Linked DNA regions of Homo sapiens: region 2 is linked to region 1. The links are chromatin loops, found by intact Hi-C in ENCODE. Cell type or tissue: breast epithelium. All regions are shown on one strand.

Region 1 (8,000 bases):
GGGTGAAGTGATAACTGGCAAATTTCTACCCAGGTGGTGAGATAACCTCAGGGCCCTTTCCCTGTCTTGTCATAGACTTTGGTCATGGTTAGGAAGCCTGTCCCAGGTGCCTCGACTGAGGTGTAAGCATGGTGCCCTAGGGTGGATTCCCTGAGGGAGTCAATATGGAGTGTCAACTTGATTGAGTTGAAGAATGCAAAATATTATTCCTGGGTGAGTCTGTGAGGGTGTTGCCAAAAGAGATTAATATTTGGGTCAATGGACTGGGAGAGGCAGACCCACCCTCAATTTGGGTGGGCACCATCTAATCAGCTGCCAGCACAGCTAGAATAAAGCAGGTGGAAGAAGTTGGAAACAGCAGACTTGCTGAGTCTTCTGGCTTTCATCTTTCTCCCATGGTGAATGCATCCTGCCCTCAAACATCAGACTCCAAGTTCTTCAGCTTTTAGACTCACACCAGTGGTTTGCCAGGGTCTCTTGGGCCTTTGGCCACAGATTGAAGGCTCCACTGTTGGCTTCCCTACTTTTGAGGTTTGGGGACTCGGTTTCCCTACTTTTGAGGTTTGGGGATCCACCACTGGCTTCCTTGCCTCTCAGCTTATAGACAGCCTATCGTGGGACTTTGCCTTGTGATTGTGTCAGTCAATTCTGTTTACTAATCTCCCGTTGATACATACATATATCCTATTCTGTCCCTCTAGAAAGCCCTGACTAATACAGTCAGTGAGTCTAAGGCTCAGAGGGTGGAAGCCCCTCTTTGACATAATTTCATGGGTCTCACTCCTTTGGAGACCACATGCGGCTTCTCTGTGAGCTGTTGATTCAGAGTTGACTTCTGATGGTCCTGGGGCTCCCACTGCACCCAGTCTTACTATCAGTTGTGATTCTGGCTTTCGAATTTCTAACAGGGCTCAGGGAATTGTCACTTAGCAAACCCCTGGGCTGAGACAATTTCACAGCACTGGGGAAGGGGGATCAGGTGTATCTGGAAAGCACATGGACTCTTCATACCCTTCCAAGGAGAATGTCTCTGGGCTTGGAGGCCACACTGGCTGCAGTGGACAGGGACCTCCACTGGTAATCAAGAGACCCGTTTCTAATTCCACGGCTGCTGCTGATTTTCAAAGTGACCAGTGGAGAAACTCTTCCTCTCCTCATGTGTCACTTTCCTTAATTGAAAAATAAGGGCCCTAGATCAAGAGATCTCTAAGTTCCCTTGAAAGGCTTACACTGTGTGATTCTTATCAGTAAGCAGCCCAGAGGAACATTCTTCCTTGTCTGCACACCTTGTCATAATGATGAAGTGAGATGCAGCACACAGAGTGAGTACCAGACACAACGAACTCAAAACAAGGCACTCTGTAACTGCCATGCCCCATAAATATTTGTGCATAGAAAAATAGGAAAATAGGAAGTATTAGGATGGCGCAGTGGCTCACACCTGTAATCCCAACACTTTGGGAGGCCGAGGTAGGTGGATCACCTGAGGTCAGGAGTTCACAACCAGCCTGGCCAACATGGTGAAACCCTGTCTCTACTAAAGATACAAAAAAATTAGCCAAGTGTGGTGGCAGGCACCTGTAATCCCAGCTACTTGGGAGGCTGAGGCAGGAGAATTGCTTGAACCTGGGAGGCGGAGGTTGCAGTGAGCCGAGATCACGCCATTGCCCTCCAGCCTGGGTGACAAAATAAATGAATGAATGAATAAATAAATAAATACATAAATAATATATTTGAGTATACTCTTGTTTTCGGTGCCTAGCCTGTATTGGGTGCTTTGCTTCAATTGTAGAATGAATTCTACCCTGCCTTAGTTTCCCAAACCAGACTCTGAGACAAGCATTGGGGTGCAAGTAGTTTACTGGGGGAATGGTAGCAGGAGGCACAGGGAGGGAGTGGGGAAGTGAGACAGAAAAGGGAGGAAAACCAAAAAAAGGTTCATTAATGAGTAGGTGATTTCTGTGGGTACCTGGGCCACAATCCCCACAGGGCTGTCTGAGAAACTGAGGAACACATTTCAAAAATGTACCATTGCACATTTAGAGTGTGGGGCTGCATATTTATTCACCACCTTCCATGCCTGCATTGGTGGAGTCTCTTCTGGGCATTAATTCTCTGGCACTTTGGAGTGCCCCTGGTGTGGGCCCATCGTGCCGCTGCAGCCAGAGAACACCATTAGGCAGAGAGTCGCAGAAGGCTTTGGAACAGAAGGAAATGCCTGCCAGTGACCTCCAGGGTGGGCTGGAATCAGTGATGTGCTGGAGTCAGCTCACACGGGCTCCCAAGGGCTGATTGTCAGCTTTTCAACACTTTTTGCTAGCTGGTTGTTAAACATAGTCATTATTAAAAATTACATTTTACAAGCTTGTAATTAAATAAATTATATGGAGGACAAAGGTAACAAATGCTCAAATCTCATCGAATTATTTTACTACTCTTTGTCATTCTGCATGGTCTTGAGGTTATTTCCATCTATCATATTTATATGGTGAAAATACAGTATGTTGCCTGTGTACATCAGCCATCTGGGGGAATATTTACACCATGGAAATGGGTATGTGCCATCAGGGATTTGTCTCCCCTTCAAAAACATGATGATTAAACATTTTCCAGCACCTCGGGATACGATGCGACTGATAGGATGCTGACAATGTCTGTTGCCTACTCCAGAACTGATGCCCCAGTGATTCTGCTGCCTCTGCCAGAGTCAGAAAACTGTGGATGTGGGAAGCTGCCCGTGGAGTCAGGAAGTCATCCCTACTGATGGAGCCTCTGCAGCCACCTTGGTCCTGGTCCACACCAGCAATGTTGATGCTGCCCTGCAGCCTGCCTATCCCCTGGCTTAATTCCGGCTCCATGCATGTGACGAGCAGAAAAAAGAAAGTCGCATCTGGACCTCCGGCGGCAAGGGAGTCTGAGAAAGATAGATCTGTGCATGGTCATCTTAACCCTCCTGTATCCTTAAAGCCCAGCACCAGGTCAAGTATGCAGTGGGCACTCAGTAGTTGCATGTTAAGTGAATCGATGATTCTAGAAAAGAAAATTTTGTTTACTGGCTCTTCACCTTTAGCAGGAAGTAAATTCTCAACGGGGCTTTGGCTCGGAAAGAATATGGACCTGAATGCTTTTCTCTTCCCCTCTCCTGTCCCTCCCTCCTCACTTCTCCTTTCTCCTCTTCTCCTCTCCTCTTCTCTCCCTTCCTCTGTCCCTTTTTGTCCCTTTCCTCCTCCCTCCCTCCTTTCCCTCTCCCTCTGTGTCAGCTTCCACCACCAGGAAACCAGCTTCTCCTGAGAACACACAGGGGGACCCTTCAAACTCAGTGTACAACACAGCCTCTTGAATTCTGTGCATTGCCTCTTTTAATTAAACCCCTCCTTTCAGGAAGTCTCTCAAGGCTATAAGCTTATCAGATCCTGATGAGCACGTCATCAAAGCTCCAATCTGGTATTAATGGGAAATGGCCTTTCCCTTCAGGGAGGGCCAAGCTTCTGTCCTTGGGAACCACTGCATTCTCCTTGCTGGGAGGACACGTGGATTTCCCCTCAGTGCTCTCTAGGGTGCTGCAAGCTGGCAAAGTTCACCTGCCCTTTTCAAAATATGAAATACATGCCTAATTTCCAACATCATTGTGTTCCATTTTCCCTGATAACACCTTAACAGGGGCTTTAATAACTGCATTCTGTGGAAAGAGACACTGGCGCTGTGCTGTTGGCTCTAGGTTGTGAGCTGGGGCCCTGGCTGTGAGCCCTTGGAGGAATCCCTTTACCTCTCTATTCCAGGTTATTCATGTTTAAAATGAAGTTCCTTAACTGCTCTCAGTTCTTCCCAGAATTCATGTAATGAGTTCTAAGTGTCAGTTCTGCTAGGTCTAGGGAGAGGGATGAAGCCTCTACATGAGCCAGCCTGTGTTGGTTGGGGCAGAGCCTAGAGATCCCTGGTTCAGTGAGGCTCCTGCACTAGGGAAGGGACCTCTGAGCTCCTCTTCTCGTGCCAAGCCCATCTCCGCTCATCCCATGCTGACTGCAAGAATGGTGTTTGCTCAATGGTCAGGGAAGTGGTGCCCAAGAGCAGGAACCTGGCTTCACTCTGTCTCTCCTCTGGGCATCAAAGAGGCAGTACCTGCTAGGACCGTCTCTTCCTTTCTAAAATCAGGAAGTAACAAAAGGCAGGCTGGGATTGCCCATAGATACAGCTCCGTCTTTCTCTCTCTCTCCTGAAACAGCCTGCAGACATTCCTGAGTTCTTGTGCTGAGATTAGGTTCATTGTCAAACCCAAACCCATTTGTTTTAAAGCCAGTTGTGCAAAAATATATTAAAAAGCAAACATGCGCAAACCAGAAGCCAGGGTCGGGGTTATTGAGTGTAGCTTCGATATTAATAACATGAAATAGAGTTCCCAGTCTCCCAATTTCCCATCTGAATGGAGCTCTTTCAAAGCCCAGGAAGGCAGATGGGATGCACAGGGCAGGATGGGCCCCTTCCAGGGTTTCTCAGTCCAATGCCATCACAGAGGAACTTGAATGTTATTTCTGGCAGTGTGGACTGGCTTCACACAGAGATGAGGTGGCAGACGATGAGGGACTTCCTGGCCATATTAATGTGTAGAATGCCTCTAAGCCACACAGGTACAAAGTGAGGGTGGAAACATTATTTCTAGCCCTTGGAACTGATAGAAAAATACTCCTGACAAAGAATACAGGGAATACTGCTGGTGGGACTCAGTATAAGGTCACTTTGCTGGAAAGTAACAGAGAATAAATAAAATTGATTGAGTGCCTATTATGTGCTTGAAATCACTTTACATGCTGGGGCCACAGCAGTTGTCAAAATTGTTGGAAATCTCTGCCCTCATGGAGCTCAGAGTCTAGGGGATTTTTAAAAATCACAGGCTGGGCAGATACTGAAGCTGGCTTTGGGGCCATTCGGAACTAAAGACTTGAATTCTAACAAGATTTCTGTGATTCAGTTTCTTGCTGTGTCTTGGAGTCATTTCCTCCAAGCACCTTCTGTCTCTACCTCTGTCAAGAAGAGGACAAAATAGCCACCATCCACATTCTTGTCCCCAGACTGATGAAGAAGATGATAAAAGGGAGGCTTTAGTTGGTAAGCAGAAAGGCACCATGTAAGTGACAGGCTTACATCTTGTATGAAATCAAGTGGGCAAGAAAGCTTCTGCTCAGGTGGGTACAGCCCCAAGGAGGCTGATAGGTGAGCACTCTTAGGAACATGGGCTTGCAGACTTCCCAGTGAATGCTTCCTTGGGCTGTCATTTGAACCTAAGAAGAAAGCACAGTTCAAGAAAGATGAACACATGTAGCCAACCTGAACTGAAACCAAGAAGGAAAGGATCAGTCAAATAGCTGTCTCCTCTGGGCTTGGCTGCCTGTCCTTGGAGATAATACTGGCACGTAGCAAGAACTTCCACCTGCAGCATCCACAGCACATCTCCATGGGCCTTAGCAAGATGCTATGCAACACGGCTCTTTTCCAGTATCCTAATTTTCTGTTCATAACATGTTGGGTCTTTGGGAATCACCATTATAATCATCATAATGTGTTGGGTCTTTGGGAATTACTGTCATGATCATCATCATCACCACCACCACCACCACCAACATCAGTTTTCCTGGTCTCATCTTCATGATCCTGTTTCATTTCTTACTACTTCAAACATTCTTTTTTCCTTCCCTATGCCTGGAACATCCTCTGCTCATTTCTAATCCCAGATCTTTGCTTCAGCTGTGGCTCCCTGCACTCCCTGCCTGGGGAATGCCCCATGTACCCCCTTTTTCTTGCTAAAATATTACACACCTTCAAGACCATCTCAAGCCCCCCCTTTCAGGAAGCTCTCCTCTATCTACTCATGCCCTCCGGTACCTGAGTATTTGCACAATATTAGAACTTAAACATTCATCATTTTAGTCTACATTCCAGCAACTCTGTAAGGTTGGAATCATTTCCTCCATTTTATCGATGAGATAACAGGTTCAGAGAGGCCGGGTATTGCCCCAGGAGGAAGGAGCTGGAGCCCCCACAGCTGTGTCTATTCTACTCTGCCTTGGTGTGCTTGCTTTCCCAGGAGCACACCAGATGTTGAGAGCAGTAGTTCTCAAACTTCAGGGTGCATGTACATTACCAGGGACTGTTTGGCAGACGTTCTGGGGTGGGGAACAAACATCTGTGTGTGGTTCACCAACGGTCCCTGGTGACTATGGTTTTATGGCTGGTCCTGTAGCCATTTGAGAACCGTTGCCTTCAGAGGTGCACGTAGTCCCATAACTGAAGATGTGGCTCCCTGAGGCTCCTGGGAAGCCAACCGCCTCCCCAGACCTACAGAATGGGAATGGAAATCTCCGGGTGTGGGGGTGGGGGCTGGAGGGGGTGGGCCTGGGAATCTCTAGCTAAGAGCCTCAGGGGTTTTTTATCATCTGGCAAGTTTGGGAAAGCTGACTGAGAGTCAGGCCCATCCAATTAGCACTTAATTGTATCCTGCTTTATCTTCTTCCCCAATTAGTTCTTCTGCATCAGTTAAGCTCCTTGGAGGCCCAGACAACAGCACTTAATTCAGCATTGCCCTGAGAGCTGGCATGGTGCTGGCTAGGTGACTGGCATTATGGAAAACTGACTGCATCTGCTTTAGGAAGAGAGGCATGTCCAGAGTGGAAATTCTGGAAGCTCCTTGCAAAACTAATACCTGGGCTTCTGCACCTCCCCAGCTTGATGTCTGCTCTTATCCCTCATCTCTGCAAAGCCAGGTGCTTCCTCTTGCTTAAAGACCAGCTCAAGGCTCTCTTATTCCAAGAACTGACTCCATTACCTCCAGCTAGATATAAGCCCATGGGTCTGTGGATCCTTCTGATGTGAATTTACCTGGATTTCTGTTTTTCACGGACAGAGGGCTTCAGGAAAGCTCCTGGCCTGACATGATGCTAGGCACATAGTATTGCTCTTTCCTTCCTACATCCTCTTCTAGGGAGGGCATCTTATCCACCTTGAACATTCCTACCATGGAAAACAGTGGCTTGCACATAGCACAAGGTCAGTTAATATTTTGGATTCCTACATAAGTCTCAGAGATGTTAATAGGAATTACCATCTTGTTGCAATGAATGTGAGCAAGTATGTGTTGTGCACATAAATTATCCCACTCCCGCCAAAGGACTATGTTACTCTTTTTCAATTACCCAAGCAACTACTCCAGTGCCTTATGCATGATTACCTTCTCTAAGTATTTTCTTTCTAAATTAATACAATTATTAACTTCTCAGGGTGTGAACTGTAAAGGGGAAAATGTGTGCTTCTCTGTTTAAAACATTAGTATCTTTATTTTAAATCTACTCCAGACTTGCCCAGACTCCTTCACTACTCAGAGTCTCTGAGCATCGGCTTCCTTAACATTCAAAATGGAAATGATAATAAAAACTTTGCACATCTCTAAAAATCTCTGAAAAAAAAAATTTGTCACATTGAACACATAAAGCAAGCACTGGATAAATTGTAGCTGCATGGTATAGTACAGACAACTTGAGACATAGATGGAAGGCAGAGCCTATATTTTATTCCTGCCAAACAAAAATTAAAACAAAGGCATTATAAGAACCCAGTGTTGGTGACATTTGTGATGGAACAGGCACACTTATTTTGGAGGCCTGTTTAGCAATGCTTACCAGGAGTCATAAATATTTTCATATACTTTTACCACCGCACAGCAGTTCTAAGAATTACTACAGGAGAATGATTTTTAGAGAGGAACAAGTTAAATATAGGCATCAGTGTAATTTACAAAGGTGAAAACAAAAAGTAACCTAAATGCACATGAATGGGAGCAAGGTTACATAAATTACAGTGCAACAATGTAATGGAATATCTCACAGCAATTAAGAAGGCTAAAGACAAATCCCAGGTAGAAACATTTAGTGATTGAAAATAATAAGTGTAATGGTAAAACACAATTTTATGTATACTTTGATTAAAATGATTCAAAATGATATATTTACTTA
Region 2 (8,000 bases), 55 kb after region 1:
CAATCTGACTGAATATTAATCATATCTGTTAAACCTAGAGGGCTATAAATATCATTCATTGAATTTGGTTCTGCATTTAGCTATATGTTTGAAACATTTTCCTACTAAAAGCAAATACAGAAGCAGCAACATTACATGGTCCAGGATATATATTAATATGTGGTAGGAGTGTGTGTGTGTGTGTGTGTGTGTGTGTCTGTGTGTATCTCAGAGGTAGTAGATAGATTGTTCTTTTATAGAGATGAGCAAACATTTCTGTAAAGGGCCAGATAGTGGATATGCTCAGCTTGGTGGGGCATAAGGTGGTCTCTGTTGCATCTACCCAACTCTGCCATTATGGCATGAAAGCAACCCTAGACAATATATTAAAGACTGGGTGTGGCTGTGTTCCAATAAAACTTTATTTACAAACACAGGTGGTGGGCCAGAGTTGGTCCTTAGTTTGCCAATCCCTGGTTTAGAGAGTAAATCAGGTAGTGTATCATTAGAATTATTTTTTCACACTCAGCATTTTGCCTATGGAGATGTGAGACCCAGAAAAGTAAAGTGACTTGCCCCAAGACACACAGCAAAGCCAGGGCCAGAGTCCATATTTCCATGATGTCCCTTGATCCCCTTAACATAGAGTAGAAGCCAAAGTGACGGCTCACTCCTCAGGAAGAGGGAAGGGCACCACAAGAGAGAATGAAGACCGTCTCCTCCTGACAGTATTCAGGGTGTGCCTGTGTTTTGCCCATGGTTTCTTGTTTGGTTGGTTTTTAATGGCAGAAGAACCACCAAGCAGGGAGGCTCTTGGATCTGCCACTCCACTTAGCTCTGTAGCCTTGAAGCAAATCATTTCTCTACCCCGAGCTTCATTTTCTTTAATCTGTAAAATGAGGGCTTTAACTTGATAATCTGAATTCCATTTTGTTCTCAAATTTTATGATTTTTTTTTAGTGTATTTCTTCCAGTTTAGCATTTTCCCTATCAATTCACATTGATTCACTGGTGGGCTAAAACTTAGCCAGGTCTTGGGTGCGGAGAGGCCTGAAGTTGGTGGCCCTGGATGCAGAGAGGCCTGAAGTTGGTAGCCCCACTTGAGTGCTGTACGCCAGATCACAGATTTCTGTGCTTACCAGGACACCCACTACTACCACCTTTATGGAGCATCCCAGGAACTCTGATGGCCTCATTGTTTCTTAGGCCCAGAGTTGATTACCATAATAAAGATACCTACCTGCTTACAAAGCCTTTCTATTTTTGGCTCTGAACTGCTGAGCTGGGTGTTTTACCAACTCACTGGTCTTGCTCATAGATTTATCTGTCCCCTTAGAATCCCTACCTCTCACTGAACTTCTGCACAGTAAGCATTTTTATAGGAAACCATGCCCTGGTTTCAACATATGCAAGGCGAGGCGGGATAAGGCCCTCCTGTGGAGTTATTCTGGGTGAATGTATTATTGCCACCCATTGGTACATTTCTTCCAAGGGGACTTAATATTGTCCTTTCTCTACTCCAGGACCTCCTCCGTTTTAGTTCAATTTTATCCCTAGAAAATGCGGTGTAGGAAACAGAGCACTGGACTCAGTTGAGAGACCTGGATTCAAATCCTGATGGGCAGCCCTTTAACCTTTCTCCCAGCTTCCTAACTGAACACTAGAGAAGGCAGCCTCTGCCTTATCTTCCACAGCCCATTGCAACAGATCTGAGCTCTGGTTTTACATGGGAATAACCAGAGATGTAAAAAAAATTCAGACTCCTGAGCTCCTCCCCAGATCCATTGAATCAGAGCCTCTGGGGTTGGTGCCCAGGCACTGACTGTTACTAAATGCTCCCCACGTAATTTTAGTGAGCCACGAGACTTAAGAGTCACAAGATGTAATAGACTAAATGATATCATCAATATGAATGCACCTTTAAAAAGGGCCATATCAATGTGTTGTCCTATTATTTTTGTTGGTATTTCTATTTAAAAGAAAAATATCAAAATTCTATACAAATAAATCCCAAGTAAAATAAAAAAACAAGAGAACAAAATCAAGCAGCCTATTCTCCAGCACATTTTGGTTCTTTGAGGTTTCCCTTGAGATATACAACCTTCCTACATTGAAATTAGGGTCCAGGCTGGACGCAGTGGCTCATGCCTATAATCCCAGCACTTTGGGAGGCCAAGGTGAGAGGATTGCTTGAGTCCAGGAGTTCAAAACCAGCCTGTGCAACATAGTGAGACCTTGTCTCTACAAATAATAAACAAAATTAGCTGAGCATGGTGGTGCATGCCTATAGCCCCAGCTACTTGTGAGGCTGAGGAGGGAAGATCACTTGAGCCCAGAGAAGTTGAGGCTGCAGTGAGCCAAGATAAGAGCACTGCACTCCAGCCTGAGTGACAGAGCAAGACTCTGTCACAAAAAAAAAAAAAACAAAAAAAAAAAGGAAAAGAAATTAGGGTTTGGTAACACCTACCCAATAGCCCAAGGGACTGGATTCAACGTGCTGCCATTTATTTAATCCTGTGGAAACCCTGAGAAATGATGTTGGTGGCCCCATTTTGTAAGGGAAGCATCTAAAGCTTGGGGAGGCAAATCACTTTGCAGAAATTCCCATAACTAGGAAGTGGAAGTGGTGGGAACAAACATCAGAGTCAAGGGATCTTTGAATTAGATCTTAGCTGTTCCCTGATCCTACCAGACAAAGCTGAAATCACCATCACTTTAAGTCTCAGATGACAAGTGAATAATCCTAATGATGGCAGTAATATCACATTATCATCTTTCATGTTGTCACCTCTCCAAGATACTTTCTCATCTTTTGTATTTTAGAAGATCATCTTATTGAAATCACATACTCAGGTAGTGACTAAAAGGCTGTCCTCCATTTAAAGGTGGGTGGAATTTCAAATGTTTTAATAGGAAATCTCCCAAGTAACGAATGATGTAGACATGTAGCAGGTAGGTTCTTGCTATCCCATTATAACCCTGTCCAATGCTGAGGAGGAGGCTGGATCTGTGGCTGGTCAAGACCCCACCAGTGGAAACAAATTTACCAAGTGATCTAGCAATTCCACTCCTAGGTATCTACCCAAGATAAATAAAAACATTTGTTTATATGACTTTGCATCCTCACAGCTTAGCTCCCACTTACGAGTGAGAACATACAATGTTTGGTTTTCCATTCCTGAGTGACTTCACATAGAATAATAGTCTTCTGTCCATTCAGGTTGCTGCAAATGTCATTAATTCATTCCTTTTTATGGCTGAGTATTATTCCATTGTATGTATATATACCACAATTTCTTTATCCACTTGTTGATTGATGGACATTTGGGCTGATACAATGGACTTTGGGGACTTTGGGGAAAGGGTGGTAGGGGGGTGAGGGGTAAAAGACTACAAATTGTGTTCAGTGCATACTGCTCAGTTGATGCGTGCACCAAAATCTCACAAATCACCACTAAAGAACTTACTCATGTAACCAAATACCACCTGTCTCCAAAAAACTATGGAAATAAAAAATTAAAAAAGAAAAAAACCCAAAAACATATGTTCAAAATACTTGTACGTAAAAGTTCATAGCAGCATTATTTACTATAGCCAAAAAGGGTAAACAACACAAATATACTTCAACAAGTGAATGGGCAAACAAAATATGGTGTATTTGTAAAATGGAATATTATTTGGGCATATAAAGAAATGAAGTACTGATGTATGTTACAACATGGATGAATCTCTAAAAACATTATGCTAACTGAGAAAAACCAGATGCAGAAGACTATCTAATATATCATTCCACTTATACAAAATGTTCAGAAAGGGCAAATCTATAGAGACAGAAAAGAGATTAGTGATTCTCTGCAACTTCCAGAGGATGGGAACAGACATTAATTACAAACGAGCACAATATCTTAAACTGAGAAATGTTCTAAGATGGAATTGTGATTATTTTTATTTTTTTGTGTGTGAATTTTGAGGGTCCCTCTATAGGGGTATGACAGCGAGGTCATTATGATTCAGAATTCGTCTTCTCCTTTTGTCACCAAGATATTTTGGCTGAACATTCAGAGAAGATCTAGCCCATGAGGGACTGCACCAGAAACCAGATTCAAGAGACTGAAATGTAAACCAAATTCCACCTCATAAATTGCTATAAAGAAACCTACCTTCCCAGGAACAAAAATGCTCGTGCCATCCTACAAGGACCTCCACTTTCTGCACTGAGTATTTGGGAGATGGTCATCTGTGGCTCACTTTCTGGGTATGGAGGAAGAGCACAGAGTAAGGGATGTTTCACACCAGCCACACAAGAAGCCTGTGAACAAACCAGCCTTTTACCAGAGACGGCCCTTTATGGACCACTTAGCTGCTTCCCGGATTTAGTGAGTCTTGACAAGGACACTGCAGGTGAATGACTGCCAAGTCTGTTTCCTTCCCTCTTCACCATGCTCCATTCAGACAACCTGCCTTCTGTTTGAGCAGCTATTGCGGGATCTGGCCAGCAGCCTGCAATGCAACGGGGCTCTCTCTCTGCTCCTAGGTGGATCGGCAGGTTGAGAAATAATAGACACACACAAGACAGTGAAAGCTGGGTCCAGGTGGGTCACTGCCTTCTGGTCCCGCGGTGCCAACAATGCACTGGGTATACCAGCATTTATTATTAAGTTTAGTGAGGGCGGGGGTAGGTCAGTGAGGGATTTAGGGTCATTTGATTATGAGGTGAGATGGTCACATGGGGATGAAGTAATTCTTTAACATAACATTTGTATGAAGAAGTACAGTACATTTGTATGTAGAAGTACAGTATACAGAGATAACAATTTACAATATAGTGTGTGCGTCAGTAATTTCTAACAGAGCCTTAGAACAGAAGCACAGTCTTTCCGTAACCTATGATTAGCAAGATATTAATCAGCAGTAACAATTGTAACAAAAGCTGGTTACAAACAATCCATGGAAACAGGACATGAAGCTAGACAACTGGTTAGACCAGAAATTCTCAGAAGGGAGTATGCTTTAACCCTAAAGAGGCCTAGAAGAGCCGCGGCAAGATGAGGGTGTTTATAGCCCTATCTTATCCATATGGACAGGCGCTCCCCATGCATCCGTTTATAGGCTTTCCACAAGGGTCGCATTCCATTCCCAGAGCTATGAACATCTGCTTTTCTGGGATAGGAATCTTGGTGATGTGAAACCTCCCTGACTGCACGTCCATTCATAGGCTTTCTGCAGGGGGAAGCACATCACACGCTGTTGGCTCATTCTGGCAGTCCAACCTGGCATTGTCTTTACACAATCCTGCATGCAACTTTTTATTTACAGTAATCAGGAGCAGTTCATCTTTTATTCCGTAGCAATAGTTTCAGGGGGTCTCCCTACAAGCAGTCTTTCTCCAGCCAGGATACCACGCAATGTTTTAAGTTTCTTTATTCTTATGTACTATGACATTACAGAACTGTCTTGAAATTTTGGTGTGATTTTGCTGACCTACCTTCTGAGAGTAAGATGCGACCAGACAGCTGACACTCCCAATACTGGTTCAAATACCCTGTTCTCTTGCATTCTGAAGATGCTCGTCACTCCTGTGGATTGATGCAGGGTAGAGGCATTATCTTGAACCTCATAAACTTCCTATCCTCTTCAATACAAAGTGAACAAACGGCGTCGTTTCTCAAAATTTGTTCAGTACTGGAATGCACGGCATTCTCCCTTCACATGAAACTCAAATCATTCCAGTTTACTTCTGCTTCTTCCTCCAGGAAATGGATACAAACATGGGATGGACCTTGGTCATCGACGTGCTCCAGATGTCTCAGTTGCAAACGCCTGGGTAAGTGGGAAATTGTAGAGTGGGCCTTCCTGACTTGTAAATGTCACATGAATTCTGTCCCCTCCTTGAACTGCAGGAACTCGGACTGGATGGTAGCTGGGCTGTTTGCCTCTGTCCATACAATTGCTGGGCTTTGGTTGCTCTTTGGAAAAAATGTCTACTGACAGGGTTGTCTCACAGCTCTACCCTTAATCCCCACCTTAGCCCGAACCATAGATCTATCATGAATCCTAGTCTTAGACTTGAATGAACACCAATCTACAATGCTATAAGAATACACAGCACTTAGCATGATGGCTGGCACAGTTTCACTTCTAAGATTATTATTTCACCTTTAGCAACTTCCTTTATTTTATCCCAACCCTCATGGTATTAATCCTGTTTTTAGGTTTAATTTTAAAATCACTTCCATTTATTGATGCCTAGCGTGTCTCATGTAAGAATTGTCTCTCATCTATCTAGCCATCAACTAATGTCCATGATAAATACACACACACACACACACACACACACACATATATATGATGGAAGCATAAATATGATGGAGATATAAGACATAAATCATCAACTTCTCCATTTGCTATTTATGTATCTTGTATCATCTACCTACCTAGATCTAATCTAGAGTTTTTCAGTATCAGTGTCAGGTGTCAGTACTACTGGCATTTTGAACTGAATAATTCTAGGGGTGGGGGATACCGTCCTGTGTATTTTAGGGTATACAGCAGCATCCTGGGCCTCTATCTACTAGATTTTGGGAGCAATATTCCCCCCTTCCAAGTTGTGACAATCACAAATATCTCCAAACAATGCCAAATGTCCCTGTGAGGTGGGGAGGGACTGATCTAATTTATCATCTGTCTATTTTTCCTGGATAAATGTAAAAATGTTCAGAAAGCACAGAGTAGACACTATTATTCCCATCTTGCAGATGAAGAAACTGAGACTGAGAGTTTTGGTGACTGGCACATGGTTACATAAGTATTAAGAGATGGCACAGAATTGCAAAAGTAGATTTGCCTTATTAAAAAAAATCCATGTTCTTTCTATGATACTGGGCTATTTTAAATAATGCTATATTTTATCCTCAATGCCATCATTCTCCTTTATTCTCAATTTAAAATCATCCTCACACTTAATTCTGACTCTCAAAAAACATATGTCTTCCAGCCAAAACATATGTAAATGTATTTAAACCCCAAACCTTCTTTGTAAAACAATTTATTTTAGATTCAGAAGCACACATGCAGGTTACATGGATATATTGCACAATGGTGGAGTTTGAGCTTTAAGTACTCATCACTCAAATAGTGACTATTTTATAAAATTCTATCATCCACTCAAGACTTAACCCTATTTCCAATCCCAATTCTTAGTGACACAATTCTTTCTCAATTTTGTTTCCTATGATCCCAGACAATGAGGATGTTAGCTGAGAAGAGGGAGTCCTGAAATGCCAGTTAACCCAGCAGAAGTTGATAAGCTCACTCACAGCCAGGGACATGGTTTCCCAGGTATACAGTTCTATTGTAAAGGAGGCGATGGGTTTCTTCTCCTCTGCCGACCCACTGAGTAAGTATGCATATAGACGCTGGCCTGCCACAAGCCCGCTGAAGTTGGGTTATCTGGAAACTCTAATAATAGAATGTATCTATTTGCACTTTCCCATGATGGGCTGGAACTTACTTCTGAGAAACCGAGCACTATGGTCTGAGTGTGTCCCCAAAATTTTGTATGTGGAAACTCAACTGCCAGTGTGGTAGCATTGAGAGGGGGGCCTTTAGGAGGCAGTGAAATCATGAGAGCAGAACTCCGAGATAGGATTAGGGCCCTTATAAAGGAGACTGAAGGAGTGGGTTCATCTTCTTCTATTTCCTCTGTCACATGAGGACATGGTGCTTAAGGCCCCATCTTGGAAGCAGAGTCCTGGTCCTCACCAGACATGGAACCTGCCAGCACCTTGATCTTCAACTTAGTCATAGAAATAAATAAGACATTTCTATTATTCCATTTTTTTCTATTATTATTGTGTTAGAAATCAGTCCTTTTAAATTATTATAAATTACCCAGTCTTGGGGTATTTTGTTACAGTGGCACATCCAGATTAAGACACTCAACACATGAAAAAAGGGACATTTAACTGATCCGCTGGCTTCTCAGAGTCTGACATTTTGGTTCAGCTTTTACACAGTAATTT

The links. Hi-C counts contacts between places; a loop is a spot of excess contacts. Peaks named below come from ENCODE experiments on the same cell type or tissue, not always from the same donor. Only the 100,000 strongest peaks of a DNase experiment are listed, where the experiment ranks them.
Region 2: a loop joins it to region 1, with 24 times the contacts of the local background. A loop is called at or near these places in 1 of 110 quality-filtered maps.

What each region holds. Positions count from the first base shown.
Region 1 is chr16:65,865,971-65,873,970 of GRCh38, reverse strand. No RefSeq gene overlaps it. Among named protein-coding and RNA genes, the nearest start is that of LINC00922, 290 kb to the right of the region's middle. In breast epithelium, no CTCF peak of the experiment used is centred here; no DNase peak of the experiment used is centred here.
Region 2 is chr16:65,810,509-65,818,508 of GRCh38, reverse strand. It overlaps LOC107984823 (a long non-coding RNA gene), which reads left to right and starts at 5,188. Exons shown (of 3, transcript XR_001752334.2): 1 at 5,188-5,803; 2 at 7,220-7,375. RefSeq lists an enhancer at 881-1,490. In breast epithelium, no CTCF peak of the experiment used is centred here; a DNase peak (open chromatin) is centred at 4,468.